Regions from separate parts of the Homo sapiens genome. Here regions 1, 2 and 3 are each linked to region 4. Evidence: chromatin contacts called from ENCODE Hi-C or POLR2A ChIA-PET data. All regions are on one chromosome and are shown on one strand. Each heading gives the region's core, a stretch centred on a gene start or an enhancer-like site at or near the end of the contact. The rest is flanking DNA. Distances are from core to core; before and after follow the strand shown. Region 1 holds the start of RALGPS2-AS1 (RALGPS2 antisense RNA 1). Region 2 holds the start of FAM20B (FAM20B glycosaminoglycan xylosylkinase). Region 3 holds the start of UCHL5 (ubiquitin C-terminal hydrolase L5). Region 4 holds the start of EDEM3 (ER degradation enhancing alpha-mannosidase like protein 3).

What was found. Hi-C counts contacts between places; a loop is a spot of excess contacts on that map. ChIA-PET counts read pairs that join two places held with the same protein, here RNA polymerase II (POLR2A). Pooled maps may share reads with other maps.
Region 1: a loop to region 4 is called in a map of naive thymus-derived CD4-positive, alpha-beta T cell, with 16 times the contacts of the local background. The contact joins the promoter of RALGPS2-AS1 here to the promoter of EDEM3 in region 4. A Hi-C loop is called at or near these places in 1 of 168 maps with a recorded cell type or tissue (naive thymus-derived CD4-positive, alpha-beta T cell) and 2 of 50 pooled maps. POLR2A ChIA-PET finds 5 or more read pairs at or near these places in 1 of 52 experiments (Caco-2).
Region 2: a pooled map shows a loop between it and region 4 (11-fold over the local background). The contact joins the promoter of FAM20B here to the promoter of EDEM3 in region 4. A Hi-C loop is called at or near these places in 1 of 37 single-sample maps with no recorded cell type and 7 of 50 pooled maps. POLR2A ChIA-PET finds 5 or more read pairs at or near these places in 1 of 52 experiments (activated T-cell).
Region 3: a pooled map shows a loop between it and region 4 (17-fold over the local background). The contact joins the promoter of UCHL5 here to the promoter of EDEM3 in region 4. A Hi-C loop is called at or near these places in 5 of 50 pooled maps.

Annotation. Positions count from the first base shown.
Region 1 is chr1:178,724,805-178,727,946 of GRCh38, forward strand. It overlaps RALGPS2-AS1 (RALGPS2 antisense RNA 1), which reads right to left and starts at 1,480. Exons shown (of 1, transcript NR_187252.1): 1 at 1-1,480. RALGPS2 (Ral GEF with PH domain and SH3 binding motif 2) reads left to right here and starts at 440. Exons shown (of 20, transcript NM_152663.5): 1 at 440-615. RefSeq lists silencers at 214-368, 270-439, 700-819, 1,020-1,249 and an enhancer at 790-1,379.
Region 2 is chr1:179,024,145-179,027,357 of GRCh38, forward strand. It overlaps FAM20B (FAM20B glycosaminoglycan xylosylkinase), which reads left to right and starts at 1,750. Exons shown (of 8, transcript NM_014864.4): 1 at 1,750-1,954. RefSeq lists silencers at 1,567-1,756, 1,797-2,536.
Region 3 is chr1:193,058,087-193,061,330 of GRCh38, forward strand. UCHL5 (ubiquitin C-terminal hydrolase L5) reads right to left here and starts at 1,274. Exons shown (of 11, transcript NM_001199261.3): 1 at 1,099-1,274. The coding sequence starts at 1,174. It overlaps RO60 (Ro60, Y RNA binding protein), which reads left to right and starts at 1,526. Exons shown (of 9, transcript NM_001173524.2): 1 at 1,526-1,690. RefSeq lists enhancers at 626-935, 960-1,692, 1,096-1,625, 1,693-2,425.
Region 4 is chr1:184,753,040-184,756,387 of GRCh38, forward strand. EDEM3 (ER degradation enhancing alpha-mannosidase like protein 3) reads right to left here and starts at 1,819. Exons shown (of 20, transcript NM_025191.4): 1 at 1,450-1,819. The coding sequence starts at 1,607. LOC105371649 (a long non-coding RNA gene) reads left to right here and starts at 2,135. Exons shown (of 3, transcript XR_922357.4): 1 at 2,135-2,494. RefSeq lists enhancers at 1,403-1,502, 1,973-2,072.

The sequences.
Region 1 (3,142 bases), core at 230-2,729, 6.0 Mb before region 4:
TTGTTCTCTGGCCTTAAAGGTGAAGAGCCCGGCGCTGAAGGCCACAGACATCACGGCGGATTTCACAGAGGGCCGCGTTCCGGGAGCGGGTGGCCAGGCGGTGGCGGACGCCCCACCTGTCCATCCTCCTACCCCTTCCCCCCCCCGTTGTTTGGCCGGTGGGAGCCCCTCCTTTCAGCAGGCGCCGGGCGGTGGGGTTGCGGATGGCTGCGCGCGCTGCGGGCACCGATCACCGGCGGCAGTTGGGCTCCGCGGGGCCGAAAAGCTGCGGGCGGGAAGCGCGAGGTTAAGACCCTGACGGCTGCAGCTCTCAGAGCCCCCGCGAGCGCGCTCCGTTGGTGCGCGCGCGCGCGCGGCTCCGCCCCGCCCGCTTGGCGCGCGCCCCCGCCAGGTCCGCTCTCGTCCCCCACCCCTGGCGCGGACGGGGTGGTTCCAGCTCACTCTCCTCCCCCGAGCGGCAGCGGCGGCGGCGGCGGCGGCTGCTGCGGGCGCTGAATGAGAGACGGTGACTGTTCGGGTCGACGAGTGCTACTCTAGGCGGCGGCGGCCGTGGCGGTGAAGCGTGAGGCCGGCATCGTCTTTCCGTCCTCTGAGGCGACGGCCGCGGCTGCACAGGTCGGTGGGCTCAGGCCGCGGGGCGGTGCGGGGGAGGGAGGGAGGGAGGGTGGGTACGCGGCGCCCCCCGGGCGGCGCGGGGAATGGCGGCGGCGGCGCTGCGGAGTGTGGCTCTCCCGGCCGCGGGCCCCGGGGCTGCTCGCCCTGCGCGCAGGGAGGGGGCTGCGGAGCTGGGGCTGAGGCTGAGGGAGAAGGGCGCTGGGCGGCGCGCCTCCCTCGGCCGCGGGTTCTCAGAGTCGGAGCGGCCGTGGGGTCCCCGCTCGGGGGCGCCGTCCTGAAGCCGGGGGCGCTGCGACCCCTTGAACCCGCCTCGCTCTCCCTCTTGGGTGGCGGAAGCCCCCAGCCTCCGCCCGCTCTGTTCTGGCGCCCAGCGGCGCCTCAGTCTTCCTTCAGGTGAGCCCGATCCCGGACCTCGGAGCCAGGACCAGCAGAAGCCGGGCCACACCCCCTCCCCTGGCCCTGGCGGCTGCGCCCAGAAGCCTGGCCGCAGAGTTGGCCGCCCGCGAACCCGCGGAGTCGCGGTCAGGGTGACCTGTTGCAGAGCGGCCCGCAGCCCGAGCGGCCCCCGCCAGCCCCGGCCCCGGAGGGGCTGCGTCCTGTGCTGGCCTCGGGCCGGGCGCGCGGGCCGGGTGTGGGGCAGGGGCCGCAGCCCCAGGTCGGCTTGCTCTACGGCCTGGAACCGGGCTCTAGAAAAAAAAGGAGATTCCGAACGTATCTCATCAAACACTTGCAAAGCCGGGAGATCTGTCTGCAAATATCCGGAATTCCATTGCAGTATCGGATTAGGTAGGCTCATAAACACCGTGCTTTTGAGGTGATTTGGAAGAAACGCGAGCCACGAGCGAGGAACTAGTTTCTGGAAAATAGCCGTAAACCTGTGCGGAGCGAATTATTAACCCCCCGCCCCAGCTCCCCCCTCGAAGCTCTTTTCCTGTAGCTGTGTGTTGTGTAGACGCAAGCCAGTTTCAGTGTACGTGGGCGTGTTTGGGAAGAAGCTGCGAGCTGATAGGAGGTACCTAGTACAAATGTTAATTTGTTTGAGTTGGGAGGGGTAAGGGAGGAGGAAGAAAGGGCACTGATGTTAGCTGTGGAGGAGGGGCAATTGAAATACTAAATTTCTGTTAAAAAAAAAAAACCCCAAAAGAAATATCTAATGCCTACTGTGTATTTAAGACCATAAAGTGGAATCACACAAGCAGCAGTTAATTGAGCTTTATCGTTTATGCTCCCTGGATTTTTTTTCCCCAACACTTTAGTTGCTATAGAGAGCCTTTTCTTACCAGTGTTCATGAGTTGACTTGGGTATTTTTCTGTGTCCACCATTAGATCGATTCCTGTTCAAGTTTCTTTGAAGATGACCATCAGAATTTTAGGAAACTTTTCAGCCCGTGTTTGCAGAGTATCGCTGTTAGACAGATCATAGCTTGCTCATTATAAAGCCTGTTCCACTCAAGATCATTATGCTTGTACAAGTGCTATAGAACAAGTGCTATAGAATCATACACATAAGTGTATTACTCTTACGGCTAAATATCTTAATTTAGAATTATGAGGAAACTTCCAAAACTGAGCATCCAAACAGTATTATTTTAACAAAGATAACCTCTAACTCAAGCTTTGTAGGCATGAAGTTTATCATGTAGCTTCAAAGGTCTTTTGAGGCAGATCTAAATATCAAAATGTAAGGGCATTAATGCCATTTGGGATAAACAATTTCAGTGTATTTATTTTAAGCGTAGTTCATTTTTTCTTTTTAAAATTCAGCATAATTTTTGAACGGTAAGATGTGCGTTTTTCCCATTATATTCCACTTTTTTTTTTTTCCTTTTAAGATAGGTTCTCCTTATTTGGCTCAGGCTGGTCTCAGACTCCTGAGCTCAAGCGATCCTCCCGTGTCAGGCTCCCAAGAAGCTGGGACTACAGGCATGCGCCACTGTGCGTTATTTCACTTTTCATTGAATTAAGGAATTTGACTTTTAGTAATACTTTGGGGCAGGACTCTGGAAATACTGTTTAGTTTGCCTAAATTTTTTCAGATTGCAACGTAAGTTTGAAGATAATGCTTGCATTGGCAGAACACAACGTGCTTTTCTAATATTTATTAGTAATACTAGAAAGAATACAACAAATTTTCCTGAGAGAAAACATAACTGAAAAACTGGCTTTGTGAGTCAGATACATATGTGAGTAATATATTTTTGTGTGTGTTTTTAAATACCTGGTACGAGTCTTTTTATTACGTCATTAGAGTTCAGTGTAGTGAATGATGGATATATAGGTGAAATTGTCCTGTTGCAACTTAAAACACTTAAGCTTTTTCCAGAGACTCAGTTCATTCTGCACATGTGTATTGGGTACCTACTTGGTGCCAGTTAGTTCCCTAGAGGTTGGGGACACAACAGGGGAGACACAACAGGGCTTATCATTTAAGCCCTGATGGGGCTTAAATGATAAGTGGGCAAATATGTTTGTTTAAAAGTTTAAGAAGTAGAAACTCCTCTGATAACTTTTTGGTTAAGGATATTGT
Region 2 (3,213 bases), core at 500-2,999, 5.7 Mb before region 4:
GTGTGTCTGTCCTGCAGTATGTGGGATGGATAGATGGATGCGAAATTAAGCACTGAAGTGGGTTGCTTGGAGAGGCAATGACTGCCCCCTGCCCTCACCTGAAAATCCTTAAAGACAGAAGGGATCATCCGCCCAGGAAGCTGAGGCTGCAGGATAAGCTGGCCTTTTCCTGAACAGTGACAGTTGGAGCGTTCACCCTCACTGTCCTTGTCAGAGTTACAGGCAAGAAAGGAGAATCCTTTTGGATAAAGTGTCTTAAAGGAACTGTTGATTTACCCTTTTGCTTTATGGTCTCCTGATGTAGTGAGCAAGGTTCAGGGAGATTAGCTAACTGCAGGCAGACTGATCTTCCTGTGCAGAGAAATAAGGTAGATTCTCATTATCTTCCAGCTCATTTTCCCAAGAATTATGTATTCTCCGGCCAGAAAACGACCTCCAAACCTCCAAACCTTTTCAACTACACGCAGCAAAAAGCTAATACAATGCCTTCTGCATTTGACTGTACGTCTCCTGCAGTGATTAATGCTGCCTCCCTAACTACATTGTCCGGAGCAAGTGTCAAGCCCAATTATTTCTCTAGGATCTCCTGATAGTAAATGCTCAGCAAATATACAGACGAATAACACCTAATCATACACAATAATCTTAGAGTACTTTCCCCATACATTTCCTAACTTAATCCTTACAACAACCCTGTGAAGTTATTAACTCCCATTTTCCAGTTAAGGAAACTGATGCTCAGCAAAGTTAACTGGCACATCCAGTATCATACAGCCAGTAAGAAAGAATTCTGTTCAGTACGCCTTACTGATTAAATGAACTATGTGGCCTGAAGAAAAAGTGTCAGCTCAGTCTTTCCCCATCACGCATCTTATTCCATGGAGTAACCTGCATTATATTTCAGGGTCAGGCACACTAAGTTTGCGCTTTAGTATATGGTGAATAAATGGATGGACACAGTGGCGGCTCTGTATAAGTCAGCTGAAAGCAAACAAAGGGAAGGCAGAATCTTTCATTCACACGATTTATCCGCGCCCACTGGGTGCACTACGGTCGGGCATTGGCGACCCAGGAGCGACTGACCTGCCCTCATGGGGCTTACGGTCCTTAGCAAAAAACAGATGTAAAACAACTAATATTACAGTAAATGAATCATAATTTTGTGAGATGCTCCTGAAAGTATGTAGCAGGACGCTCCGCTCTGGTCCGAATGAAGAGCCATTTGCACTCAGTGTGGAAAGGCTAGCCTTTTTCTGGGCAAAAGAAGCGGGGGATACATTTAGATAGGCAGAAGTTCCGAGCAGAAGTCAAGGCAAATTAAAAAGGCAACAGGAGGAGGGAAAATGCTTCTCACAAACAGAACTCGACCTAGGGGACCGCAACTCTCCAGTCCTGCTGCTTGGCTGCCTACCTACCTAAGAAAAGCAGGAAAGAAAAAGAGAAGACGGGGTGGGGGATGGAGGACAAATACAGAAAAAGAAAAAAGAGCGAAGGAAGTGAGAAGTGAGAGGCCAGTTTATGTAAGCGGGCAGGGCGGCGCGGCCGGCAGGAGACCGGCGCCGGCGCCGAGGGAGTTAAGCGGACGGGCCCGGTATGGAAGAGGTTAAGGGGGGCAGTCCGGAGCGGGTCCGGTAGGGGCCGCCTACTGGGCGGGGGCGGGGCCGCGCCGAGCGAGCGCTGGGATTGGCCGTCGGGCAGGCGCTACGCTAGGACGGTACCAACAGCCGGGGGCCTCGGAGGCGGGGGGGTGGGTGTGGGACTGCCGCTCTGCGCGGCGAGAGGTGGCCTGGGAATGGCCGGGCCGGGGGTGGGCCGGAGCCGCTGTGGCGGCGGCGGCGGCTGGGGGCGGTGAGCGCGGCGTGGGGCTGCCCCTCCCCGGAGGCGGCGGGGGCGGCCGGGGCCGCGCCGCACCGCACCGCGCGGGCGGCCATGGAGCGAGCCTAGGGCCCGACAGGTGAGTGGCGCGGGGGCGGGGGAGGGCGCGCGACCCCCGCCCCCGGCGCGGCGGGCGGGAAAATGCGGACCGGCACGCGGGCGGGGCACGGTACGTAGCGCGCGCCGGGCTGGGGCCGCCTGGGGGCGGGGCGCCTCCCTGAGGGGCCGGGCACCGGGTGCCCTGAGCCGTCCCCGAGTGGCTGCGGGCGGGTCCCGGGCGAGGGCCCGAGGCTTCCTGGGAGACCCGCTCGGGCCGCGTGTCCCTGTGTGCGGTCGCGGCTGAAGGGACGCGGCCTCGGCCGCCACGTCCCTGGCCCACCTGAGGCGCGGGCCCACCTGGGGCCGCCTCAGGCTGCCAGAGGTCCTTCTAGTGACCGTCTCTCGTCCCCTTGCGCGGTCCCCAGAGGCGATTGGCCCCGGTGCCTCTCTTGTGTTCCCCGGAGCGCCCGTTGAGGCAGCCCAGGGAGCGCGCCCTCGCGGGGTCTTTGCTGGGCCCGCCTCGTGGCCGGGAAGCGCGAGTGACCTGCAGGCCGGAGGCGGAAGGCGGGGCAACCGTGCCCGGGGCCCGCGGTCTCCTGGGGTCCTGCGCCGGGCGCTCGCAGAAGGGCACAACTTAACGAATGCTGTGTTAGCCCTCAGTGGGCTGCGCTTGAGATTTCATTTCCGGGTGTGACGGCCCCGCGATTAAGAGCGGACCGATACGTTTCCCTTAATGATGAATGTGAATAGTTGTCGAGCTGCGTCCTTGATTGTGGGTTCTGATAAGAGATTCATTCTAATCTGACTTCTGTTAACCTGCCAGTCTCCGGATAAGAAGAGAAGGGGTAGAAGGATGGATTGGAGGGAAAGTAGGGGTAACAGGGCTTGGTTAGTCTTAATGGAATTATTAGTCCTTTTAAAGACCATACCATCATTGGGATGGATAAGGAGTTTCTAATTTGGGAAAATGAGAGTTGCTTGCTATTGCGACTTGGGTCTAGTGCCAGATATCAGCATCTTCCCCACCCAGCCAGCTTCCCTCTGGAGGTTTGATTTCTCACTTGGAAGGGAAGTAGGAATGTGGGGTTTTTTTTAGCCTTTAGCCTTTAAACTGTAGGACTTTATAAATCTATAATCTGGTACAAATTACTATTGCCATTTATTAGCCACGCCTATGTTTTTTGCGTTGTAAATTCTTGCAAAAATTTCACTGGCGTTGATTTCTAAAAATCTGGTTAGAGATCTCAGTGTTCTTATGTATTACAAACATTCCTTGAGTTTATGCAGGATCTTTGAGCT
Region 3 (3,244 bases), core at 24-2,523, 8.3 Mb after region 4:
CATGGTGGCGCGTGCCTGTAATCCCAGCTACTCGGGAGGCTGAAGTAGGAGATTCGCTTGACCCCGAGAGATGGAGGTTGCAGTGGGCCAAGATCGCGCCACTGCACTCCAGCCTGGGCGACAGAGCGAGACTCTGTCTCAAACAAAAAAAAGAAAATTTCCCAATCCTTACCACTGTGCCTGAGATATAGAAGATGAACAACATATGCTTGATAAATGACATTCCAAATATTAAGCTGTGTACAACAGGCAATATCTACATCAACGTTTAATTGTTAATCCCGCGTAAAAGTTTTAACATCGTAGAGTCAATAACACTTGGGAAATAGATAAAAACGTACTGTCCAAAGAAGAGACTAAGAACAAGATAAATAGGGAAGGATAAAAAGTAAAATGTGTTGATTATTTAGGACGAAAGGCACTAAATACAGCCAGAGAGAAACTGTGAGGAAAGCATGTGGCCTCTAGTCTAGAACACTAGCTCAAGAAAACTCACTTCACCGGAAGCCAGAAATGAGCAGAGAGCGGAACCAGTGAAGTGGCCTTTCAGGCCCACGCAGTCAGCGTGTGTGGACGTCCCGAAGAGCTATTCACACATTCAAGGCGTTCTGCTTTGAATAACCAGAATCTCGAGTTCCTGGGCGGCTTGAGCCGCAGACACCTCACCCTTGAGAAGGCGCACCCTAGGGTGGCTTCTGCAGGACTAATGGCCTGAGCAATGCACTTGACCTCACCAGCCCGGGATAAGGTGCGCGCCGCAGAGAAGGGGCAGTGCAAAGGGCAATACGTGCTTAAGAGCTTGGGGAGCGAGGGCCCTCAAGTCAATTACAGGATTTGGGTGCCAGGTCCTGAGGATGCAGCAGGCACAAGACTGACACGATCCTTGCCCTCGTGGTGTGGCTCTACAAATTACTGTGGAAACGCGACTGTCTCGAGCTGAGGAGAGGGCAGAACATCTACATTTCCCCCACCCGGACTCCAGGTTCCTGAAGTCACCTCTCCAGACGCGGGGCGGCGGTGGCCGCAGGGAACCACTCCATGCCCAGCTTGGGCCTCCTCCCGTGACCCCAGGCCCAGGACGGTCCCCTTGGTTCTCACCGAATCCTTTAATGAGCTCGGTGAAGACCCCGGGGTCGCTTTCCATGAGGCACCACTCCCCGGCATTGCCCGTCATGGCCCTGGCCACACACCGCCCCGATCCACCTCTCGCTCTCAGCTGCCCCCCGCACCAGCTGCCGCCGGCCACAGATCTCAGCAAACCCGCCGCCGAGCTCGTCAACCACACGTCACCCCGCCTACTTCCCGACAGCCTCCGGGCGCCGTCACCTGCAGCGCGACTGAGCGCGGGAGGACGCTCTAGCCACCCTAGAGACATCGAAACTCTTCCCAGGCCTTGCAGCACCCGTAGCGGATTCGGAAGGGCTGGGGCCTGAGAAGAAAGGGCGGTGATTCACAGCGCCGAGGAGGCAACATCCGGGATCCTCGCCCCTCTGGGGCGGAGGCGGGGCAAAAGAAGAGGGGCAGGACTCGTTCCCGGGAACCGAACCTGGAATCCCCGGCGGCAGTGGGGCTGTTGCTGTTGCTGTGGCTGTCGCTGCCCGTCAGGCTGCCTTCTTTTGTCGTTTCCCAGCGCTGCGCAGGACTTCTCCTGGCGGCGCTGCGGATCCAGGGGGTCGGCTGCCAGGTACAGGTGAGGACATTGCGGGAGGCCGGCTGGGAGCCTTTTGTGCGGCCCCAGGGACGCGCAAATTCTGACCAGTCCTCCATGTCTCTCACCCGCATCCCAGGGGTTGAGGCTGGGCAAACGCCGCGAAACTATCGCTCTTCCCCGTCCCGCTTCCGCGCCTGTCCACCCTGGGTAACGGAACCAGCATCGCGGTAGGGACATCCTCGCTAGGCCCGGCCGGACCATTCCTCAGGGTGGGCCCTTTCCGAAGCCGGGACCGCTCCTGCTTGTCGGCATCGCTCCCCACAGGCCGACGTCGAGAGGGCCTGCTTTACTCCTCCTCTTTCTCCTCCTTCTCCCGCGGCTTCTGCGCGGAGAGGCGTCGCCCGGGATCTGGGTTTTGGAAGAAGGATCTTTGTGGGAAGACAGGGTGAATTTATCACAGAGGAATAACGAGGGAGAGGAGAAAGGTTTGTCCATGGGGCTGCTAGACTAGTGGAAGGGGATGCGGTGCGTCAAGGGAAAATTAGGTTGAAAACAAATGTCGTGTATTAATCTAAAAACATTTGGAATGGTTCTAAAACTGGATGATGAGTTAAACCAAATATTTACTAAATATTTACTAAATTGCCCTCATTCAGCAGGCTCTTATAGAATACTATAGTGTTAAGATTAAAGTTTTTAAGAGTATATTGAAGTCGTTAAGTGTATATTTACTCCTTAAAAGCTACATATTCCAAGAAAGACCTTTGGCTTCCAGAAAAAAAAAATGTTTTAGTGGGTAAAACTCTGACTCCTTCCTTCTCAAATAGGTGACTTGTGCCCTGGAGTTAGGGAGCCTTGTGCTACAGATTATGTGAAGCCATGAAATAAACGTGGTAAATTTTATTGAGGGAAGCAACAGAGCAGCTTTTGTATTAAAAGGAGCCTGAGTACGCTATGGGGTAGAAGCCAAAATTTGTATGAAGTGTTGGTTTAAAAAAAATTTTTTTTGTAACTTTCTTGAAGTTTATCTCCGGAAACTCTGCCCTCAACTTGGAGACTAGGAGGATTCTGTACAGTATATTTCCTTGAGATACTTTATTGGAAAAGTTTAAGAGGCACAGAGTCCAGAATGATTGGCATCAGAGCCCAAAGTAGTTTGTGGTATTTTTTTTAATCTGTAATATTGCTATGAACTTGAAAATGTTTTCTGTGCAAAATACATCAAAACTAAAATGTACTTGATACCCAACTTAATTAACATGGTACCTATTGTAGAAAGACCAAACTGAAAATTTAGCCTTTGGCACAATCTAGAAGTAAGCAGAGAAGGGGGTTAAGATGCCTTTCATTATGTTAACGTTTAATCCTGAGAGTTTACATAAAAAGCCAGATTTCTGGGTCTTTGAGAAAAATGAGATCTGGCAACTACTAGTTCCATACCACGTGGCAACCAGTTGGCAGCTCCCCTCAGACTAGCATGCTGTCATTTTTGCCACAGTTCCTTCCTCATCAGTTTTTATAGCATCACATTGATCAGTGGATTCAGATACCTGTATCATGGGTAAACAAACCTCTATCATGGGCCCAATTTTC
Region 4 (3,348 bases), core at 569-3,068:
CTTCAGCTTTTTTCCATCAAGTGACCTTTATTGCTATTTAGAAACGAATACAAGACTCTTTGCAATGATTTAAAGTACATAAAGTAAGACCTGATGGTTCCACCACCCCTCCAGCCTAACCCCATGAGATAATCTTCGTTCCACTTTTTTTCTGAGCTCAGATTTTTTTTTTCTTTTTTAAAAAAAACATGGGATGATACTATACATATTATTCTACAACTTGCATTTTTTTTTGTTTTGGAAATATATTCTGGATAGGCTTCCAGTGACGTACTTCCTTCTTCTTAATGTCTCAATATTATTCCATAATATGAACGTACCCTATTGAACCATTTCCTCCAAGGAAGAGCTGTTCTTTCAAAATGCACTTTTTTTTTTTTTTTTCGAGACAGAGTTTCGCTCTTGTTGCCCAGGCTGGATCTATCTCTGCATTAAGAGTGCTTTTATTTTCTTAGGGTAGATTCTCAGAAATAGAACTGATGAATCAAAGTGTGCACAATTTAAATTTTAGTAGATACTACCAATAAGTTACAGCAATTTACACTCTCACTAAGCCTTTTTTTTCTATTCCTTAACTAACCAGAACCGTATCCTTGTGTTTTGTATTATATTTACTAATCTGATGGGCAAAAACCAGCTAGCTCCTCGTTTTAATCTGCATCTCCTACGTTTATGGAGGTTGAGTAACTTTTCATGTTTATTTACCACTTCCATTTCCTCTTCTGGCTTAACCGTTCATGCCTTTCTCCCATTTCCTACTGGTTCTTCGCTTTTTTCTTATTCATGTGTAGGACCTCGTGTATGTATTACTCTGAATTAAATGGTGTAAATAGAATTGATAATTTTAACACACTTCCAAGACGGATAAAAACTACTGAATAGGTATACTTGAGACTTTTGAATAATTTCCCCCCAAACATTCTATTATGAAAATACAGTGCAAGAAAACACTGCAAGGAAATAGTAAAATGTGTAAAGTTCAAGTTCCAATGAACGCCCCCTTTTCCGTAACAGGTGTAAACATCATTTCCTTAACTACTGTGAGATCAGCAACATTTTCCCAGTTGGAAGCTCACTTGCGCGAGAAAGCTAACCATGCTTCGGTCGACAGGCAGCCAACCGCAGAACTCCAGCGCGCAGCGATGCGGGCTGTAGCCCCCTTCTTGGGCCACTGACATGGCAGCCGCGTTGACACACCGCGCCTGGCTTCAAGGAGCCTGCACATGTCACCGGCGGCCAGGGCGACACCCCGTCAGCTCCCCCGAGGTCAGGTCGCGGGCGGCGGTTCCCACCTCCCCGGACCCTGTCCACCCCTCTAGGGTTCTCGCGCGGGAAGAGCCGTTCCAATCGCGACAGGAGAGGCCACTACGCGACCGGGTCGCAATGACAGGCACCCCTCCTGTTGTCAGCCTCACCGAGAAACCCACCCCAGGCTGCCAGCACCCTTACCCAAGCTTCTGTTTCTCCTCCCTACTCATGGGCTCGGCCCCCGCCGTCCACACGGAGGTGGCCGACACCAGGCAGAACGCGGCCGTCGCCGCCACTAGTCTCCATCGCGCTCGCTGGGGAACCGGGGACCCACAGCCCCGGCCGCCGGCTTCGCTCATGGCCCCGCGGTTCCGCGCACGCGCAGCTGCTACGCCCGGCCGGTGAGACACATTGCTGGACGCTGGTGGCCAGGGGGCTGCTAGCCGTGCCGAGACGGGGCGGGATGCGGAGTAACACGGACGGCCGCCGGCGCCAAACTGTTTCCCGAAGCCACCAAGCCGGTCCCCAGCGCCAGCGCTGCCACCGCCCTCCGCCCTCAGTATCCCGGAGCGCCTCCCCCAGCTTTCCGGTGTCGTAGTCTAGGAAACCGCCTCCCCAACGTTACTTCCGGGTAGGGCCGAAGCCGTAGAGCCTCAGGACCAATGGAGACCTCATGGGAGAGGGGCTGTCTCCGGCGACTGGAGAGGGCATTGGCCAGGAGAAGTGAGACGTGGACAAAAGGCGGGACTGGGAAGGGATCTCTCGCTTCGACCCGCCTCCGACCCGCGGAGTTGCCCCCTGAGGACTACCAGTCCCAGTGTGCACTGCTTCTTCCCCGGCTCTCCCGCGAGCCGACTCGGAGCCGTGTCTCTCGCTTCTACCCGGGGTAGGCGCGCTGCACCCTGGGACTTGCGGTCCTCCGAGGTCGCCAGTGGTTGCTGGGATCCCACCTCCCCCTTTCCTCGGCGCCCTACAGTCAACCCTGTCTCGGTGGGCTGCGGAGTCCCGGGAAACCCGTCAGCTGTTTATCTCTCTTCCTCAGAAAGTTGTTTCCCAGAGAGCTGGCTGAATGAGGCGCACTGTCCCCATGTCAGTGCTGCTGCGTTAGGGAATAGTGTTGGAGTAGTCGTCTACCCTCAGGGAAATTCCAAAACACAGTAACAGCAAAATGAATTGAGCCTTTGAAGGCATTGCGCTAAGGTTTTTACTCGCAATCATCTCATGCACTCTTCTCAACTCTGATAGAGTAAGTACCACCATCCCCCTTTTGCAGACGAGAAAACAGAGGCTTAGAAAAGTTGGTTAACAAGAGCTCGTCACACTGCTGTATTAGAATCCATCCAGCCTCTGATTCGGAAGCCCTTGCATTTAACCACCGCGCAGTACTACAAGGATGAAGGAGCACGTGGGTCCTCGTACATGATTAATAATAGTTACCTCAAAAGCTCAATGTAAGGAGAGCTGTGTGGGCTGCAAAGAAGGTTTAATGAAGGAGATTGGAACTTGCAATGAATTTTGATGACCGAGTCCCAGGTTAACTATTGGTAAAATGACACATCGGTTCCTCTTGAAAAACCACATTGTTTTTCTAGTGTGGTCATTCAATAGGTGCGGAGTTTAGGAGCTTCGATGTGATCTCTGTGACCACAGTAAATTACTTACGTGTCCTTTAAGCAGTATTCGGCGGTCTTTCTGGAAACGTTTCTTCCTTGACTTTTATCACCTTACCTCTTACCTCTTAACCTCTTACCTCTTCTCTGGCTGACCCGTTTTCCTTCATTCTCTCGCTACTTTATATTAAAATACAGGTGTTCCCTTAAGGTTTTCTTTTTGTCCTTTTTCTCTCTGTACTCTAATTATTCCTTGGTGATTTCTTCTCATAAGGATTCAGCCAACATATCTCTGTGGTTGATTTCTAAATCAATATCTGTCCTGATCATTAGACCCACATTTCCACCTCCCTAATAGAAATGTCCTAATGTCTAGCCCAAGGGTAGCTCAAACGTAAGATGTTTTCTGATTCAAATTAATGCATCGGAATCATTGTCAACTCATCTTTAGCCTTCGGGGTCCACGTGCAATTAATTACCAAATTATATA